2 separate regions of the Homo sapiens genome follow, and region 1 is linked to region 2. The links are chromatin loops, found by intact Hi-C in ENCODE. Cell type or tissue: A673. All regions are shown on one strand. Links, peaks and the distances in the headings refer to the core of each region. The heading gives the core; the rest is flanking DNA.

The links. Peaks named below come from ENCODE experiments on the same cell type or tissue, not always from the same donor. Only the 100,000 strongest peaks of a DNase experiment are listed, where the experiment ranks them.
Region 1: a loop joins it to region 2, with 4 times the contacts of the local background. A loop is called at or near these places in 2 of 110 quality-filtered maps.

The regions. Positions count from the first base shown.
Region 1 is chr18:76,982,400-76,987,579 of GRCh38, reverse strand. MBP (myelin basic protein) reads left to right here. Exons shown (of 9, transcript NM_001025101.2): 8 at 2,686-2,805. MBP-AS1 (MBP antisense RNA 1) reads right to left here. Exons shown (of 3, transcript XR_935667.3): 3 at 3,428-3,853. Among named protein-coding and RNA genes, the nearest start is that of MBP-AS1, 4.6 kb to the right of the region's middle. RefSeq lists enhancers at 3,949-4,038, 3,838-4,687. In A673, for the core only: a CTCF peak has its summit at 4,083 (motif pointing right); a DNase peak (open chromatin) is centred at 4,119.
Region 2 is chr18:76,394,018-76,402,753 of GRCh38, reverse strand. All of the region lies in intron 3 of ZNF516 (zinc finger protein 516), which reads left to right. Among named protein-coding and RNA genes, the nearest start is that of ZNF516-AS1, 93 kb to the left of the region's middle. In A673, for the core only: a CTCF peak has its summit at 3,666 (motif pointing left); a DNase peak (open chromatin) is centred at 3,633.

The DNA.
Region 1 (5,180 bases), core at 2,612-5,111, 580 kb before region 2:
GAAAAACAACAAGGAGAAAGAACAGGAAGAAAGAACAGGGAAAGAAAACAGAAGGTGGGGAAGAGGAAGGAAGAGAGGGAGGAAGGGGCAGGGTACTTGAGAGACCATGAGGATCCCAGATCAGTCCCACACATGATTACACTGAATTATGAACTAAGATATTTACCGAAACGTTTTCCATTAATGCATATTTGACTTGCTTTTTCTGACCTAATGAATTTGCAAAACGATGACAATCATGTAGCAAATGTACATGGACTAGTACTCACAATTAATTTTTTATTTTCTATGCCAGCAGGAGACAAAGATGATAGAAGAATGAAATTCATTTTTGACCCAGAAATCTTATTTTAGCTACTGCTTTATCTGCTCTTAATTTTCTAGGAGTGGACTTTGGGGCCGTCGTGCCGGATCCTCCCTGAATGTGGAGCGATGGGGGGTTGCACACAGGCCGTTCTGCCCCAGCAGCTAACAAGAAAGACCCTTGCATTCCTCCCTGCATCTCTCCCTTTTGGGTCCTACTAATGTCTGTTGAATTTCTCTTTTTTCCAAAGCAAAATCCTTCTCTGCATTTTGTCTGCTTGTCTGTTTCCCAGAGCCGCAGGACTCTCTCCTTGTCTGGAGTTCCAGAGAGCCCCCACTTTCTCTTTCTAAGCTGTGTTGTGTGTTTCCTGGTACATTCTAGGTTCCCCAAAGATAAACATGACTAAGGATTGGAAAGGAGGAAAGGCCGCGCAGATTGTTAATCTGAAAGTCAATCCCCGGATTTAGCTCTCAAAAATGCTTTATTTTTGGAGAAAAGCAATAGAGTAAGACAGAAGGACTTAACGCTTGCAGGGAAGTGGCTTTCTGCCATGTAGAGCCAGGCTGGCAACCTGCCCTCTGCCATCAGGGAGTGAGCATGAACCTGGAAACCTCTAGGACGCAAGAGCGAGGCTGGCTGTCCCCTCGTGTGCAGTGCTTAGACCTTCTTGCCACACATCCCGTCCCTCACCTCACTGGATAGCCCCCGAATCAACTGTTCACACGAAAGCAGCTGCCTGGTTCTGAGTGGCCATGCTCACTCCCAAGCACAGGCTGAATGAAAAGAAAACTGTGCAAGTAGCTTGTATGGTGGGAAGCCCCCAGCAGAGGCTGAGGGTGCAGCCAGGTGCTCTGGAAGCCTTGAGGCCTCTGGTGTCATCTTCCTCACCTCTAAATAAGAGATGGGCTAGGTTGGTCAAGGTCCTCCCTGTCCTAAAACACTTTAATGAAATGGAAGAAAGGCTGCAGGCTGATAGAGGAGGGACAGTCTGGTTTGGTTCCCTCAAGTCTTCAGGAGAGGGCTCAAGGACAGTCTCCCATTTCTTGTTGGCAAAATGTAAAGTGCAGTCTGGACCCTGTCCATTGAGTAGAGACTCAGGAGGCCAACCAAGATCCCTGAAAAGCTAACAGCGTGGTCAGCCTTCCCACAGACAGTGCACCCACCGTGGGAGGACACTTCGCCCCCCATTGTTAACGTCCACCGCGCCCAGACTCCCACAGCGAGCTCCTTCCCTTCCTCCCCATGTTTGCAGTGGAGTTCCCACTCGAGAAGACAGCACAGTAGCAAGTAGAGGCTGGTCCTGGGACACTCGCACCCATGTGTGTCAGGAAGCCCCTGCGGTCACACGGCCCATGAGGAAGCCAGAGGGGCTGCTGGGGCTGATGAGGCCAGGGCAGGGCGGCCTGCTCTTCCATAAATGACAGCTGGCACCAAAGCCCAGAGCTGGCAGCCTCCACCTGAGGAGTGGCATCTCCATGAACGGCTTGTGTTCTCGCACAGCCCCATTGCGTAGATGAGGAAACTGAAGCTCAGAGAGGTTCCTGCCCTTGCCCAAGGCCACACAGCCGGATGAGCTAGAAAGGTGCTAGGGGACTGGGAGGTGGGGGAGCTGAGACGCTGTCCCGCTGCTGCCAGGATGCGGCCGCCCCCCGTGCCAGCCAGGCCTGCCTCCTCCCTCTGTCCGGCTCAGCAGCCCCGGCCTCCTGTTGCTCCCAGTCCGAGCTATGGCCAAGGGAGACTGATTCCTGCTCACCCTGGGAGAGAGCTCAGGATTTTGTCTCAAAACCTTATAAAAGATACGAGGCTCGACATTTTACTAAGGCCGAGGACTCTTGATCTCCCAGACAGATCCTAGAACCACAGGGCACATGTGACCAGAATCCAATCTGTGCAAATCAATCAGCAAAAGGAGCCCCCAGCAAAGGCGCAGGCCGGGGCCTCCGGGGACCGGCACCTACACAGCGCACAGCCCCCCAGGGTCCGAGTCCTCCAAACCCGTGTAGGCAGGAGCCTCCTTACCTTGATTTGCTTGATGTTTGCTAATCTTCTCTTGAACACCCCACAGCGTGAAGGTAAGCAACTGTTCCCTAAACGACTTAGATCCTTAAAATATGTGTGGTTGGGCCGCATATCTCATGAGAGAGCCTCCGCCCAAACCAGAGCCCTCCTCTCTCTGCGGCCAACACCCTGGTAGACCTGGGGGAGCAGCCTCTCCCGCCCCCACCCCCTCAGCGTGGTGCTGGCCCGTGGCTCCTGAACCACTCACCAGTCCAGTCCGGGGCCTGGGCCCTTCCCCGGGGCCCTGGTGGCAGCTCCCAGTGGCTCAAGCAGCGTGCCCAGCACCGCGGGTGGAGGTTGAGCTCCGTGGTCTTCTCTTGCAGGGGGCCGAAGGCCAGAGACCAGGATTTGGCTACGGAGGCAGAGCGTCCGACTATAAATCGGCTCACAAGGGATTCAAGGGAGTCGATGCCCAGGGCACGCTTTCCAAAATTTTTAAGCTGGTAAGGTACCCTCTGCTCAGCTCCACTGAGCGGGGACTAAGGGCTCCCAGAATCCCCAACTAAGCTGAGTACAAGGGTGGCTGCCGCCTCTGGCTCAGCCGCACTGTACCCTGGACGTGCTCTGTCCCAGCAGGCGTGCAGGGGCTCAGGTGGCATTGCCCACCCGCATTTACGCGTGGATTTCCTCCGAGATGCATGTGAAGCCGGAGGTGCTTGAGGAAGGGCTGCGCCTGGGCTGGTTCAGGGGCCCTGGAGCAGGCGACTGACCTTGACTCTGGGGCAGGGCCCAGCTGGAGTCCAACTTGCTCATGCCCAGGGGTTGGGGCCCTCAGGGAGCTAAAGCAGGAGTCAAGCAGACGTGGGTGTCGGGGGGAGATCCCTGGAGCCACGGGAGGGAATGCCCAGGAGACCTCCAGGGAGTGGGGAGTGTCCCGTCGGCTCATGAGGACCTGGAACCAGACCCAGGACGAATGCCAGGCCCGCTGTTTATAAGCTCTGTCTCTGAGACTTGGTTTTCTCATCTGTAAAATGGAGGTAACCCGCCCACTCAGCTCACAAAATCGCTGTGAAAGTAAAAGGTAGTGACAAACACAAAACGCGGCTGGCAGGTGCGCGGCTCGGATTCCTTAGATAAGCAGTCACCTTTATTATTGTTAAACGTCACCCAGAAAACCCTTAACTCTTAGACAGCGGCTCTCATTAAGCAAAAGGGGAGGCACATGAAGCTCCAGGCAGGGCCGGGAGGGAACCGTGAAGCCAAAGGCTCTGGGAGCCCCCAGGCACCTGCGTTTGCATTTTCATCCTGGAGGAGACCAGGCTTCTGGGGCTGCTCCCCGGGGTGCAGAGAGGAGGGGTCTTTCTTGGTGTGTAACATACTCATTGATTCAGTCACCTGACCTTTGACTCCATGTATTTTGTTGAGTCTGGATGTGTGGTGTGCTCTGCCCAGCAGCGGGGATCCACATGAGCACAGACATGGTCCCCCCGCGTCCTTGGTGAGTGCAGAACCTCTGCCGTGAGCCTCGATTCTGGGAGGTTCTGGGAGGTTCTGTGGACAACAGGCAATTCAGGGCACAGCCCCTGCTCTTAAGGATAGCCGGTCTTAGGAGAAGCTTTTAATATGTGAAGTGAGCAGGGAGTAACTGAGCTGCTAAGTAAGCAGCTTTATGTCAGATGAAGTGGTAGGCAGGATCCACTCCTCAACGTAAATTCTGAGTTAAGAAAAAAATTCTCCAAATATTCAAGTCTCAGGGCCATCATGCTGTACATTGCCGCAGTTCTGGGATGTGGCCACAAGAGGGCGGAGATGAGGCTCCCCGGGGAGCAGTGTCTGAACCCAGCACTGCAGTCAGGACGGCCCCGCCCCACCTGGCCAGCACGTCACCTGCCTCTGAATCGCCTGGGATGCACGCCCAGACCCCTATCTGCGCTCCGCCACAGCCTCACTGAGTCAGAATGTCCAAGGGCGAACTAGGTGTTGCTAGTTGTGATGATTTTGCAGACACCGTGCTCACCTGGGAAACACGGATTCATCCCATCTGGAAAACTAATTACTCCACTACCAGCTTAAGGACTGTTAGACACACCGGGAGAGCTGAGTGCTGGCTCAGAGTTGATGGGAGGGCCCAGATGAGTGAGGGGCCCCATTTAGCAAATATTGTCCTTGCAATATATGCAAGGCTTACAACCAGTCACTCAAAGATGCTTGCAAGGCCAGAGCTTACCAAGACCACCCTGAGGAACAGAAAGCTGCATTTAGATCTGCACATTTACTGTGTGCAAATATAACCAGTGTACTATACACATGTGTTTCCTGAAATAAGTTCAGTATTTTCCCTGAACTTTTTTGTAAGAAGCTTTTAAAAATTATTTAATTTCTGTAGAGTTCAAGGGAAGCTTCTATGTATCAAAGCAAATTTCAAATCATATGGTTGTAATTAAATTTTACTGCATAAAAAGTTCATAACTGGCCTACTATGGCCATATGGCTGAATTAGTTGACTTGGAGCACTTCCAATAGATTAATAAATCAGCTCCCCCAGAAATGAGGGGGTCTAGAGGCAGGCAGATGGAGAGGACAGGGACTTCATAGCATTTAACATCATTTTACCATCTTTCCTTCCTGTTCTTTTTGGTGCTGTTGGAAATCAGTAGTGAGAGGAAAACACTCAAATCTGGAAGTCTAGCGCTGTCGGTAGGAACTGGGTAGAAAAAACTATGCATGTCCCCCCATCACTCGGAAACTACATCAGAACATCATAGGAGCATCCTGTTTCCATGTGCATTAGTTTCCACGAACATACATGTGAATGTTTTCCCACCTGTAGTGTTGCTGTGGAGTTGTGAGATGTCAAAGTGGAGGCAAGAGTATCTGC
Region 2 (8,736 bases), core at 2,505-5,004:
CGCTTCTAGTTCAGAGAGGAGAAATCACGTGAGAGTCAGACCTGTCAAGTCATCGCTGATCTGAAGTTCGTTTAAGGAGCGGAGTTTAGTCGTTCAGATCTGTTGCGACTCTTCAGATCACTTCCCGTTTTGCAATCACGACTGTCCGTGAGTGCCCGAGTGTAAGTTGTGTTCTTGGAGAAGCAACGTCTTCCTCTGTCCCCCGCAGGGGCCTCAGACAGCCTGGGTCCCTGAGGGGCCACTTGGTCCATGGTCTGTCCTGTCACGTGGGTGGCAGAGGGGGTCACAGGTCACACAGGTCCGGGTTCTCAGCTGTGGGACGCCTGTAGCTTGGATGAAAGGAAATGTCCTCGGACCTAGGCATCTTAGGATGGTAAAGCTGAAGGGGCCTGTGGGACCCTTCCTGTCCTCTGGGTGGTGGCTCTGGGAGGTTACGGGAGGGCACCCTTTCTTCAGGTTTACTCTCGACTTCTCTGGAGGCAGCTGCGCGGGACAGCCCAGTGTGTGCCTCGTTCACTGCTGAACTCAGCAAGAGGGATTGTTGTGGCCACTGGCGGGATTTGTATTCACAGAGTAAATGAATTCATTGGTGTTGACCGAGGCGATGTCTTCAGCAAATAGAAGGCGCGGGGCTAAGGCTTGTGCATATACAATTTCTTTTCAGAGAAGCCCTCCCCTCCCTGTGGGATGCAGAGACCACTGGTCACGTTCACGTGCACACATGCGCGCACGTGTACACACAAACGTGTACACACGCGCGTACACACATGCACATAGGCACGCACATGCATGTGCAGTCATTCTGTGGAAATTGTTTATGCAGAGTTGGCACTCAAACAATACTGGTTTTCCCTGTCCCTCTTGAGAGCCTATAAACAGTAGTGGAGGGGTGCGGCGCGGGGGTGTGGTTGGTGGAGAGATGGAGCGCGGGGGTGTGGTTGGTGGTGGAGGGGTGCGGCGCGGGGGTGTGGTTGGTGGAGAGATGGAGCGCGGGGGTGTGGTTGGTGGTGGAGAGATGCGGCGCGGGGGTGTGGTTGGCTCTGAGAGCCCCGGGAAGGAACTGACTGGGAGGCCGGTTGTGCTCCGGGCTCACCTTGCCCCAGGAGTGCCGTCGGTCTGTCCAGGGGCCACATAGGGGCCCATGCGGGCTCTGCCAGCAGCTGCAGGGCGTTTCGGAGATGGCCTCGGAGAAGCCCGTGGGCGGAGAGGGACGGACTTAGGCTTGGCCTCTTGTGACCAGCTTTTTGATGTAGTACTTGATGGAAAACAGCTTACTTAGCTTTCAAAATTTTGAATTCATAGATCCAGGGCTCCAGCTTGGTCAACGAGCTCCTGCGAAACAGTTGCAGAGATATTATTTTGTAACTCCTTCTCAAAATAGAAATATGACTGAGTGGTTGAGAAGATAAATGCAGTAATTAGGGCTTTCCAGAGATTTGTCTGAGGCATTGTTCAATTGGGGCTTGAAATTCTTTTTTTTGGTTCACAAAAAAAAAAAAAAAAAAGATAAATTGAAGGTGAACTATAAGAACAAAACTTAACCCATTTATGCCGGAGGTTGCAAATTTCTTTTTTTAGTGAAAAATCAGACCTTGGTGACAACCTTGAGCAGTAGGATATAAATAACTCCCATGAGCTTAGCGTTCCAATAATGGAACACTAGGCATAAATGGGTTAAGATGTACAGGAAAGGAAAATACAGTTATTTCCTCTTTTTAAAAATAGGAGAGAAGAGGAAAACGAAGGAATGAAGTCTGAAGGAGAAATGTATATATATATATATTGTGTTTACATCATTTTAATGGACACTATAATTACAACCCTTTTGTTACAACTTACAGTGTGATTAAGGAAGCCTGCCTGAGATATTTCAGGAACAATATAGTGTTGTGATTTGGGGAGAGTTGCTGAAATTTTTAAGTAAAATGTCAGATCTTTTCCTTAGGTATCCATGGTGGACTGGAACTTCTGAGACTCAATATTTATATTACATAATAGTTTGAACTCTGCATGTGGGAGCTGTAGAAAACCTACATGTTTCACATTTGTTTATATATGTGTAACCATAACATGCTTTAGTTTTGCCTGGCTTTCTGTGTGGACAAGCTTCCTAACCAGACAGGCCGTGCCTACGTAGTTTGATTCCATTTGGTCACCCCTCTCTGCTTATAGCTTTATAATCCACACTCAACCAAGTACGGGGTCAGTACCAGCCAGGTTGTGAATTCATCAGAACGATAAGAGTAAGAATGTCTAATGGGGAAAGCTGGGATGTTTATTTGTTTATTTAGTGTCCTAAAATAATGAAGTTTTAACTTTCTGGGCGTTTAGGTAGCAAATCCTACCAAGTGCTCAGAAATAGCTGTTTCTCAAATTATTCAGTCCGTCTTACCAGAAGACACACATCACAGTACCCAAAGAATGACAATAATTGTAACATAAACCTCTGTGAAAGGACTTAGAAAATTGTGTCGTGAACACCGTGAGCCTCGCCTGCTCCTGTGTTCATCTCTGGCCTAGGCTCAGACCTGGGGGTTGTCTTTTTCCCTCTCTGGCTTCTGCCCCAAGTCGGCCTCTTGGGAAATTGTCCCTCCATCTGTCTCCCCTTCCAGTTGCTCACTCTGAATTTCCAGCCCTTTCACACCCTCCTGCCTGAGTTTGCTAAAGTGGGGGCGTGTGCAGGAAGGGCCACTTTCAGAAGGGCTGCTGCCCTTGGGCAGGGCTGATTGCTCTGCGGTGATGGTCTGCTCATCCCACGGTGGGAGAGGCACATCCTTACCCTTGAAACCACCCCACTGGGAGACCAAACTAGGCCAAAGAGCCAGGTATCTTAGCAGTTTCCATTTCATCCACATGTCACTCACAATCTTAAGTGATTATTGCTGGTTCCAAGCAGAAACATGGTGAGGGCTGGTGGCTGGGTCTCCTCCTGCAGGTGGTGACCACCTGGGACCGGTATTGAATGGACGATGTCACCCAGAGCTATGTTCAAGGGATGAGAGTGTTTCCCGACTTATACAGTATCAGGGGGGCCCTGGGGCTAGAAGTCAGACCTGTGGACCTCGAGTCTAGAGGTGACAGAAGACAACTTAGGTGCTGTTTTCCTGAACCTCCTCTCTAGCGCTTAGAACGCACCCAGGCTTTCGCTGAGATGAGCTGCCTTGAAGCCAGCATGGAGAGCATTTTCAAGTCAGTTACTAAATGACTAACATACTTTAAGTCAATTGCTAACTCATTACATTTGAGTAAGTTTTTGCAAGGTTGGACATTTTTGAAGTTGGATATGCTGACTATATATATAATCCCCCACATGTAATGTTCATGGACATAGTTTGCTTAATTCCGTCTATGCCAAAATGCAAATATATTATTAATTTAAAGCCCTCTGCATTTTTAGCCTCTGAAAATATTGTTGAAGGTGCAAACTGAAATGTAAGATGCAGATCAAAAGGATGCATTGCTATACTGACAGTGCTGTGCTTCATAAGACATGTGCATTTTGCATTTGTCCTGATGATCTTTTAAGGCAAGCTCTTGGTGTAAGTCTTTTGCAGATAAATGCCTGTTGTTGAAAAGTGGATGGCTCTTCCATGTACGGGGACCACACGCGTAGCACCAGCACCAGGAGGGAGTCGGGCTATAGCTTGGGCGCAGGTGCCATCTAGTGGTAGCTTCCATGCATTGCGCGGGCTGCCAGGATGCCTCGGGGAAATCCGCCTTCCTCTGTCACGGAGGACAGAGACCGCTTGTGTTATGAAATGGCCTTTGTTCCGTAAGTCAGACACATGCCTGATTTTAAATCTGAAGACTCTACTAATAAGTGATCCTGATTTTTTTTTTTAAAGACTCATTACAGTTTCTTTGTAAAAGACACGGAATTTGGATTCTGTGTTTTTGGACATTTATGCATCGCAATAGAAAAAGTTGTAGAAAGCCATGCAGGTGCTAGCTAGTTTGTGTGTATATTAGTTGGCTTTAAGTCGGAGAAGTGTACAGTGTTATTTCTCTTCCTGAGACTTACTCCCTCCTATGCCTCTTAAAACACTTTGTGTAGGAGAAAACACACAAGTGGTTTAATTGTATTCTTTGTGACTCCTGTTGGAAGATTCCAGGCCCCCATTCCTTCAGAAAGGCCCCCATTCCTTCATAACTAGTGTTATGGGCCTGGCTTTCCTGCTCTCCTCCTTACTCTAAGCTTCCTTATTTTCATTCTAACATCTACCAGCGGCGTCAGCACCTTCTTCCCGACAGTCCCCGCCACCATTCTTGATAAGACTTCATGTACGGCCTTTGTGCTAGCTGGCATCTGCTTCAGACAGCTGCGTCATACAAGGAAAGATTCGTGTTAGCTAATTATTTTTTGCCAACTTGGATAAATTTGTAAGTGGAAATCTTCATTGCTCTCTGATTAAAGTATGGTTTGCCATGTTTTAAAAAATAATAAAAGAATATATTGATTGTATTTTCTCCAGTGGATGTGTTTTGGTTGGCTGTTAGGATCTGGGGACGAAGGAAGGTGTGTAAGGTGTAGAGTAGCCGTGAAAGCCAACTTGAATTCGATTCACTTCAGCATTTGATTCACAACAGAAAAACCAAACCTGAGCGACGCTTCTTTATGGTTGAGTCAATAGGAAGCAGTTAGTAAATTCCAGGTTTCTGGAACCTGATTATGTTTTATGCCGGATAAACTGCTGTTTAACCGAAAGCTGTCATGGAAGCTAGAGGTATTTGATTAACCTTTAAGTTGTTGATTCTGTACTCACTGATTTAAAAAGTAACACGAATAATTTGTCTAGTCAGAAATTCTATATTTAATTTGGGACTGTTTTTGTTCGGACATCAAAATACAGCTTCCAAGGCTGGGGGCGCAGTGGCTCATGTCTGTAATCCTAGCACTTGGAGATGCCAGGGAGGATCACTTGAGCCCAGGAATTTCAGAACAGCCTGGCAACAGAGTGAGACCCATCTCTACAAAAAGTTTTTAAAAAAGTAGCCAAGCATGGTAGCACACGCCTGTAGAGCCAGCTACTCAGGAGGTTGAGGTGGGAGGAGGGCTTGAACCTGGGAGGTTGAGGCTGCAGTGAGCTGTGATTGCACCAGTGCACTCCAGCCCGGGTGACAGAGCAAGACCTTGTCTCAAAAATAAAATATCGTGTCCAGAGTACTAAGATATTTATGTAATTTTCTGTTAACACAGATAACATACTTTCGCAAGTTGTTTATGTTAGTAGATTATCACTTAAAATGAAAACGTGTACTCAGTCATCCAGAAAAAGTAGAATAAACATCTTGGGGTATAATTTATCAAAATTTTATAATACCATTCAGTTCCATGTTGCTCTAGTCCTGGCATTTTCTTGTCATTCAGATTTTTTTTTCTTTTTTTTTGTAGTTCACATTGTATGTGTCATGATAAGAATCATTCTTGAAGACATTTCTTTAGAAGAAACTTTTCTGGCCATAGGACTGAGCTGGACGATTGGCAGCAGCGTTTATTATTCTGTATGAAAGCCCAGGGCTGCCCTTTGATGAGAATGAGGGCAAGACCCACGCTGTCACTTTCCTACTCCATGGCCTTGGTGTTTGGGGCTTGGGTCTCCCCGACTCGGTGCCTCTGGAGGGGCTTGTGGCTTCCTGATGGGCTGCACCTGCTTCTGAACTGCGTAGCCTCTGAAAGCAATTATGTGTCCCCCGGCTTTTCTGTGCTCCTTGTGTCCCTCTGAAGCACTGAGTCTGTCTGGGTTATTTTTTTGTGTTTCAGGAGGAGAACTTCCAGATCACACCAGCCTGTGGCAGTGGTTTTCAGCATTTCTTTGGCTCCCCTTGCACAGGCAGCTTATGTCTTGTTTTTTCATGGAAAAGCCCCCGTGGATATTATAGCTACAACTTTTCCTCGTGCATTTTCTACATCATATCCAAAAACATCGTCTGACAGCGGTGCTCCGGCCTCTCACTCTCAGTGGAATGGCCTCTCTTCTCCACAGTTTGGAGAACCACTCTGCCTGCTGCCAAGATCCTTTCAGCTTGAATATCTTTCCAGGGGCTGTTTTTCCCCCCAGATGTCTATGTAGTTTTGTCTTAGTCTCTGGCATTTTGATTGTCTTAGAAATTCAAATTGTGATGAAATCTGGACGCCTGATTTCATCAAGTTTCCCCCTTTCAGGACAGGTTAAAAGTGATAGATGGATCTTCTTCTGAGCAACACTGTTGATGACTGTGATGTTCTTGCTGTCAAATCCAGTTTTTTGTTAACTAGTCATGTCTGTTATAAAAGTTACTACAGATTCACAAATATTAAAAGTAAATGCTGAAATCTTGAAATGATTTTGAATGCAGTGGCCCTGAGTTCTGAGACAGCGTCGGGCTCCTGGCACTGGGCATTTTCACCTTGGGAAGAGGGTGACCCTGCGCGCCATATATGGTTGAAATCCTCAGTGTCATTTGGATAGAGGCTGTTTGCTTTTATATCACAAATACCTATTTGTTCCCCATGCCCATACACTTGTATGGGGCTAGTTTCATAGATTTTTCTTTTTAAATAAGAGGGAACATCTAAGAAGAAGAAAGTGAAGGAGGGGTGTGACCATCTCCTAATCACAGCTACTGGGGATGGGAGAACCAGTGACCTGAATATCCTATTTGCTGTCAGCCCTGAGCACCATCTACCATTCGAGGCCATCACCTCAAATATTCCATCTGGCTTTTAATTAAGAGAATGGGCTGCTAATGAAATCTCATACTTCAGGTTGTACGTGGATCACCTTCTGGGTCAGGAGCGTGGATGCTGGGAAGAAGGCAGGGCTTCCTCTTTCACTTGCAGCTTTGCGCACTTCCGGACGGTGAAGCTCGCGGTGTGGGGAGCTGGACGAGGAGCGGGGTCCTGTCCCTGAAACACTTGGCTCCTGCAGGGCGGCTGGCCCACCCTCACGGCCGGCTGCAGTGTGACCAGGGTGGTGACGTCATTTGGGAAGTGCTTTATCTTACCGTCATTTGGAGTTTCATTTCCTCGGCACGTGCTGGTGCGTCTTGTTTTGGAGAGAGACTCCCTCATCTAGAATGCGTGGCCTCCAGCCTGTCCGTGGTCACTGACTCCAGTGACTGTAGCTCTGGGATGTCCACCTCAGCACCCACTCGAGGTTGGTAACTGGGTTAAGAGCTGTGCTCTGTGCTGCCAGAATTCCGTACCTGCCCCTGAGGCTGCCTGTGCTTAACGTTACTGTTCTTATTTGCAGGTCCTTAAGAGATACCTGCTGAATTAACGAATTCATCTTGCGCTTCATGCTTTTTAGCAGTTTCCTGTGCACTGTCTCATTGCATGTGAGTCTTGGATATTAAATGACTCCTACTCACCTCATTCATCCCATAAATGCATATTTGTTGATGGTCTCTCTCCCAGGAGCCAGATGCGCTAGATAGTGGCGATAAAGCTGTGAAACAAGGTTTGCTTTCTTGGTGTCTGGGAGATGCTCGTTTAGGACGGGGTGCAGCCTTGTGAATTGCGGGGGAAACAGCGAGCGCAGAGGCCCTGCGGCAGCAGGAGTGCCTGTGTGGGAAACCCACTCTGCTGGGTTAGGGCCAAAATTCCCTTTCTTGTGTTTAACATTTGTTCCCTTACAACCTAAAAACATGGCATGCAGGCATGCAGGCTTTGTCTGTGACTTTGCTCCATCCGTTTCCAATATTCCTGCCTGGCCTGAGATGACCAAATGCTCACTCATGTGTTTAGTTAGAGCAGAAGGAGTTGGAATCGGGACTGAGTTTGAAAAATGCAGACCTGGGATATCATCCGGTTCTTCCAGTCAACCGTGGTTCAGTCAGAAAGGGCGTGTGTGGTGATTGGGCAATGAATGAGTTTCTGTGTGTGGACAGCACTCTCCTGGAGGCTGTGTTCTGACCTGCCTTCCCACCTGCCCTCCCCCCACCTGACCACCCGCCTTCCCCCCACCTGACCACCCGCCCTGCCCCCACCTGACCACCTGCCTTCCCCCCACCTGACCACCTGCCCTCCCCCCACCTGACCACCCGCCCTGCCCCCACCTGACCACCTGCCTTCCCCCCACCTGACCACCTGCCTTCCCCCCACCTGACCACCTGCCTTCCCCCCACCTGACCACCCGCCCTGCCCCCACCTGACCACCTGCCTTCCCCCCACCTGACCACCTGCCTTCCCCCCACCTGACCACCCGCCCTGCCCCCACCTGACCACCTGCCTTCCCCCCACCTGACCACCTGCCCTCCCCCCACCTGACCACCCGCCCTGCCCCCACCTGACCACCTGCCTTCCCGGCTTCCCACCTGACCACCTGCCTTCCCCCCACCTGACCACCTGCCTTCCCCCCACCTGACCACCTGCCCTCCCCCCACCTGACCACCTGCCTTCCCCCCACCTGACCACCTGCCCTCCCCCCACCTGACCACCTGCCTTCCCCCCACCTGACCACCTGCCCTCCCCCCACCTGACCACCTGCCTTCCCCCCACCTGACCACCTGCCTTCCCCCCACCTGACCACCTGCCTTCCCGGCTTCCCACCTGACTACCTGCCCTCCCCCCACCTGACCACCCGCCCTGCCCCCACCTGACCACCTGCCTTCCCCCCACCTGACCACCTGCCCTCCCCCCACCTGACCACCCGCCCTGCCCCCACCTGACCACCTGCCTTCCCGGCTTCCCACCTGACCACCTGCCTTCCCCCCACCTGACCACCTGCCTTCCCCCCACCTGACCACCTGCCCTCC